2 separate regions of the Homo sapiens genome follow, and region 2 is linked to region 1. Evidence: read pairs that join two places in POLR2A ChIA-PET (ENCODE). Cell type or tissue: MCF 10A. All regions are shown on one strand. Each heading gives the region's core, and the rest is flanking DNA. Links, peaks and the distances in the headings are about the cores only. Region 1 overlaps NBR1 (NBR1 autophagy cargo receptor). Region 2 overlaps LSM12 (LSM12 homolog).

Evidence for each region. ChIA-PET counts read pairs that join two places held together with the same protein. Peaks named below come from ENCODE experiments on the same cell type or tissue, not always from the same donor. Only the 100,000 strongest peaks of a DNase experiment are listed, where the experiment ranks them.
Region 2: POLR2A ChIA-PET joins it to region 1 with 5 read pairs; 2 of 35 experiments call an interaction of 5 or more read pairs at or near these places.

Annotation. Positions count from the first base shown.
Region 1 is chr17:43,189,311-43,192,223 of GRCh38, forward strand. NBR1 (NBR1 autophagy cargo receptor) reads left to right here. Exons shown (of 21, transcript NM_005899.5): 8 at 278-492; 9 at 1,299-1,466; 10 at 2,062-2,271. Among named protein-coding and RNA genes, the nearest start is that of NBR1, 20 kb to the left of the region's middle. In MCF 10A, for the core only: no CTCF peak of the experiment used is centred there; no DNase peak of the experiment used is centred there.
Region 2 is chr17:44,042,951-44,045,863 of GRCh38, forward strand. The region is part of intron 2 of LSM12 (LSM12 homolog); the gene reads right to left. Among named protein-coding and RNA genes, the nearest start is that of LSM12, 22 kb to the right of the region's middle. In MCF 10A, for the core only: no CTCF peak of the experiment used is centred there; a DNase peak (open chromatin) is centred at 1,391.

The sequences.
Region 1 (2,913 bases), core at 292-2,791:
GAGTCTAATTCTAAGCATGTAAGGGAGAGGGACAACTCTCTGCTTGAGAAAAAGTTAGAAATTTACTTATCAAAAGGATGTTTTGATATTTTCTTCGAACCAGTTTAGCTGTGGAAGGAATAGACCTTTTGCTATGTTTCTGTCTATTCAGTAGCAGTTGTTTATTGTGTTTTTGTATTATACCAGAGACAGTTAGGTTTCAGATCTATTGATATCTTCACATTTTTTTCTGATATTGGAACTGAGTTTTTTCCCTACCTTCTGCTCCATATTCTAGTTCAGAGAACAAGTGGTTAACGAAACGGTTGAGAAGCTTGAACAGAAATTACATGAAAAGCTTGTCCTCCAGAACCCATCCTTGGGTTCTTGTCCCTCAGAAGTCTCAATGCCTACTTCAGAAGAAACATTGTTTTTGCCAGAAAACCAGTTCAGCTGGCATATTGCTTGCAACAACTGCCAAAGAAGGATTGTTGGTGTCCGCTACCAGTGTAGGTAAGCAGTTGCTTGGGAGTAGCTAGCTAGTGATAGACCTTACAGCTTTTACCTCCCTGGCTTTCTGTGTAGGTAAAGGGAAATTAATTGTACCCTGTTTCTGAGCATTAGATGTTGTAGCTGTGAGTTGGAAGCACAAGCTACTCTTCACCCACATGCTTTGTATGTTGTAACTATTCAGATTGTTGTGTTCAAATGTGCATTTGGATTAGCAAAGCCAGGCAAAATTATGTTCCCCTGAACGGACAAAATTAGATCACTAAGGGTAGTTCCTCGGTTGTTCCAAATGCCTTTTTTTTTTTTTTTTTGGTGACAGGGTCTCTGTCACCCAGGCTGGAGTGCAGGGTGCAATCATGGTTCACTGCAGCCTCACCCTCCCAGGCTCAGACAATCCTCCCACTTCAGCCTGCCAAGTAGCTGGGATCACAGACTGCCTTTTAATTATTTTTTTGGAGATGGGGTCTCCCTATATTGCCCAGGCTAGTCTCAAACTACTGGACTCAAATGATCCTCTTCTCCATGGCCTCCCAAAGTGCTGGGATTACAGACATGAGCCACTGTGCCTGGCCCCATGTACTTTCACATCTTACCTTCCTCCCATAGATTTTCATTTAAAATGGATATGGGTTAAGTGTTATTATCCTCATTTTATTAATGAGGAAAATTGAGGCATGGCATAGTCAGATGGCATGCTCAGGTTACCTGCTAGTTGGTACTGGAGCAAACATAGAAGTATGGTCTTATATCTCCCTACCCCAGGTACTTCCTATTCTGCCATTGTGTATTGTGCCATTCTTTCCCCACAGCCTATGCCCATCCTACAATATCTGTGAAGATTGTGAAGCAGGGCCATATGGCCATGACACTAACCACGTCCTGCTGAAGTTGCGGAGACCTGTTGTGGGCTCCTCTGAACCGTTCTGTCACTCAAAGTACTCTACTCCTCGTCTTCCTGCTGCTCTGGAACAAGTCAGGTAAAACCCTCTACATGGAGATGCTTATTCTCTGATTGACTTCTTGGTTCTGGTGACAGGGTATGAATCACAAAACTACAGATAGTCTCCTTAGTTCTGCTCATTTTCAATTGATGTGCAATAATGAAGACAGTTATCCAAAGTTAGTGAAATAGAAATAATAGCTATAAAAAGAAATTAAGAAACTAAAGTAGGCTGGGCACAATGGCCCATAACTGTTATCTCAGCAACTTGAGGGGCTAAGGTGGGAGGAGTGCTTGAAGCCAAATATTTGAGACCAGCCTGGGCAACATAGCAAGATCCCGCCTCTACAAAAAAAATTTAAAAATTAGCCAGGCGTGGTGGTGCGTACCTATAGTTTCAGCTACTTGGGAGTCTGAGGTGAGCAGATTGCTTGAGCCCAGGAATATGAGGTGGAAGGGAGCCATGATTAGACCACTGTACTCCAGCCTACATGACAGAGTGAGACCCTAATTCTAAAACAAAAAAAGAAATTAAACTGGAAGCTGACACTGATGGAAATTGCAATTGGCTCCACATAGCTTCAGAATTTATTTGTGACTTTCTTTTAAGACTTGCTTTTATTATCTCACAGGCTCCAGAAACAGGTTGATAAGAACTTTCTTAAAGCAGAAAAGCAAAGGTTGCGAGCTGAGAAGAAACAACGTAAAGCAGAGGTCAAGGAACTTAAAAAGCAGCTTAAACTCCATAGGAAAATTCACCTGTGGAATTCAATCCATGGACTCCAGAGCCCCAAGTCTCCTTTAGGCCGACCTGAGAGCTTGCTCCAGTCTAATACCCTGATGTAAGCCCAGGACTGGGGTGGGAGCCAAAACTTTAGGCCCAGCTCTCTGAAACTGGAACTTCAACCAATTTCCGTCTTATTTATTGGTAGCCCTTAACACCTAAATCTTTAAAACTTTCCATTATCTGGTCTTAGTATTTTTTGTTTGTTTGTTTTTTGAGACAGAGTCTTGCTCTGTCACCCAGGCGGTAGTGCAGTGGTGCGATCTCGGCTCACTGCCAGCTCTGCTTTCGGGTTCACGCCATTCTCCTGCCTCAGCCTCCTGAGTAGCTGGGACTACAAGCACCCGCCACCACGCCTGGCTAATTTTTTGTATTTTTAGTAGAGATGGGGTTTCACCGTGTTAGCCAGGATGGTCTCGATCTCTTGACCTCGTGATCCGCCCGCCTTGGACTCCCAAAGTGTTGGGATTACAGGCATGAGCCACACAGCACCCGGCTTTTTTTTTTTTTTTTTTGAGATGGAGTCTCGCTCTGTCGCCCAGGCTGGAGTGCAGTGGCATGATCTAGGCTCACTGCAACCTCTGCCTCCCGGGTTCAAGTGATTCTCCTGCCTCAGCCTCCTGAGTAGCTAGGATTACAGGTGCATGCCACCATGCCCGGCTAATTTTTGTATTTTTTCAGTAGAGATGGGGTTTCATCC
Region 2 (2,913 bases), core at 153-2,652, 850 kb after region 1:
CCTCAGCCTCCCAAAGTGCTGGTATTACAGGCGTGAGCCACCACGCCTGGCTCCAAGCATAGTTTTATAGCAGAGGAAGTAAACCAAGTGTCTAATTCTTTGTTTATAAAATTAAGCACTTTCTCAAGGCTTAGGTTTGACTATGAAAAAAAAGGAGGCCTTCAATTGCCATGGGTATTCTTGTCCTTGCAAGTTTCAAAGACTGTCTTAGGAAGGAGGAGCAGGCGTGAGCACAGAAGGCCAGCTCACGCTGTCATTTCAGCCTCCCCGGGTAAGAGAGGGAAGAATGGCAAAACCCTGCAGTGATCTGAAGCCAGAGCTCCTTTTTCACAGGATCTCTAGGACATGGAGAGAGACAAATACAGCAGCAATATATATATAATCTTTCAAGACTGGCTGCCATTCTGGCCCTACCAGGCTATAACTTTACAGACAAATAAACACACAGGCTGACAGCATTCCAAGCAGTGGCAATCCCAACTGTAACAAGAAAGCCTTGTAGTTTCTATGGAAAGAGCTGCTGATGATGTATTTTAAGCAGCAACAAGCAACGCTTACTCAAGCACCAAAAAAACCCCGGTAACAAGGAGGAGTTTCCTTTTTTTTTTTTTTTTTGAGATGGAGTCTTGCTCTGTGGCCCAGGCTGGTGCAGTGGTGCAATCTCAGCTCACTGCAACCTAAGGAGGAGTTTCCTTGAATCTTGCTTTCCAAACAATGCCTTAAGAAAATCTGAAGTCGGCCAGCGCTGTGGCTCACGCCTGTAATCCCAGCATTTTGGGAGGCTGAGGGAGGAAGATCACTTGAGCCCAGTAGTTACAGACCAGCCTGGGCAACATAGTGGGACCCTGCCTCTATTAAAAAAAAAAAAAAAAATCTGAAGTCTTTAAGGAAAGAAGGAAAAACTGGAGGGTGGCAGAGCTCCTGGGAAGCATCTAGTGGACAGGCGGGCATTTACCTTATAAGCAGGCTGGAAGATCTCACTTTGAAACCTCAATCCCCTTTAAAAACGTTTATTCCTGAAAATCCAAATCATCTCCGAATGCTGGGTCAGAGAAAGCTGCTTCTATAAAGCTTGTGTTGACTAGATAGTCTGAACGTTCAAAGAGTAAAATGTCGTTGTCACCTACATAGCAGCTTAAAAACATAACATCACCCCATTTAGTAAGAGACAAGAGTTGGCTCAGGAAACCAGGCATCTATGCAGAATGTTTAAGAATGGAACTGACAAATTAAGCTAGAGAAGGGGAGAAAAAAAAGCTGGAAGAAGAGCCACTTGAATTTTTGCCAGAGAGAAAATAAAATGGATATAAATCTCAGCCAGAAGTGATTCTTTAGACAGGCTGAGTAACAATGACACACTGGTTATAGAACAATGATTTCAAAATACACCCCCCACCCCCGCCAAAATACCAGTTGTGCAAGTGCAATCTCCCCTAAAGTCTCCAAAAGCAAAGGAGAATGGACTAGACAATTCTCTATTTCAATTCTAATGCAAACATCCCAAATGCTAAATGATGTAAGGGAGCACTTAGAAAAGTCAGCAGAAATGACTGTAAGCTGACTGTATATATTTTCAGTTTGCCCCCAATATACTCAACCTACAGTAATGCTTTAGGGATCCGGACTCAGCTACACAGATCTGCTTTTACCAGGAAGCTGTACAAATGGGATAAAATCTCCTAGAGAGGACCCCATCAATTAGGGGTCCCCATCAATGGGGGAGACCGCTCTCAATAAAAGAAACTAGAAGTGTTTCCTTTTTTCAAAATTGAGGGTGGGGAGAAGGAGATTACCTTGCCCTTTTTTGTCATGAAAACTCATGCAGAACATGAATATGCCTTCTTTTGTAAAGCAAACGATTATCACTCTACCCTCAATTTAGCTGCTGTACAAATCTAAATTTTCCCACATATTTTTGCAAATGACTATATACCTATAAATGGCCCAATTATTCCAAGTTAGTAAGTTTATGGTTTTTGCCAAACCACTGGAGAGAACCAATAAAAGCTGCCCTCAGTAGAGAAAGTGTAGAATGTGCCTTTTAGGCTTGGGAGGGCCACCAAGATTACTTTTTAAAATCTATTTCTTTTTTTTTGAGACAAAGTCTTGCTCTGTCGCCCAGGCTGGAGTGCAGTGGTGCGATCTCAGCTCACTGCAACCTCCGCCTCCCAGGTTCAAGGGATTCTCCTGCCTCAGCCTCCCAAGTAGCTGGGATTACAGGTGCCCACCACCACGCCTGGCTAATTTTTGTATTTTTAGTAGAGACAGGGGTTCACCATGTTGGTCAGGCTGGTCTCGAACTCCTGACCTCGTGATCTGCCCGCCTCAGCCTCCCAAAGTGCTGGGATTACAAGCGTAAGCCACCATGCCTGGCCTTAAATCTATTTCTATAGTTTTTCCTTTACTAGATATTTCATATAAATGGAATGATACAATGTGTTGACTTACGTCTCTGGCTTCTTCCACTTAGCACATTTCTGAGGTTCATCCATTTTGTTTCATGTACCAATAGTTTTTTAAATTGCTAGGAAGCATTCCACTATGAGGATACAGTTCTACCTTTTATATATTCATTCACTAGTTGATGGACAGTTGATCAAAATCTGAATTGTTTCCAGTTTTGTTTTTTGTGTTTTCTGAAACAGAGTCTCACTCTATCACCCAGGCTGGAATGTAATGGCACAATCTCAGCCCACTGCAACCTCCACCCACTGGGCTCAAGCAATCCTCCCACTTCAGCTTCCCAAGTAGCTGGGACCACAGAAGCACACCACCACGCCCAGCTAAGGTGTTGTATTTTTTTGTAGAGACAGGGTTTCACCGTATTGCCCAGGATAGTCTTGAACTCCTGAGCTCAAACGATCCACCCACCTTGGCCTCCTAAGGTGCTGGGATTACAGGCATGAGCCACCC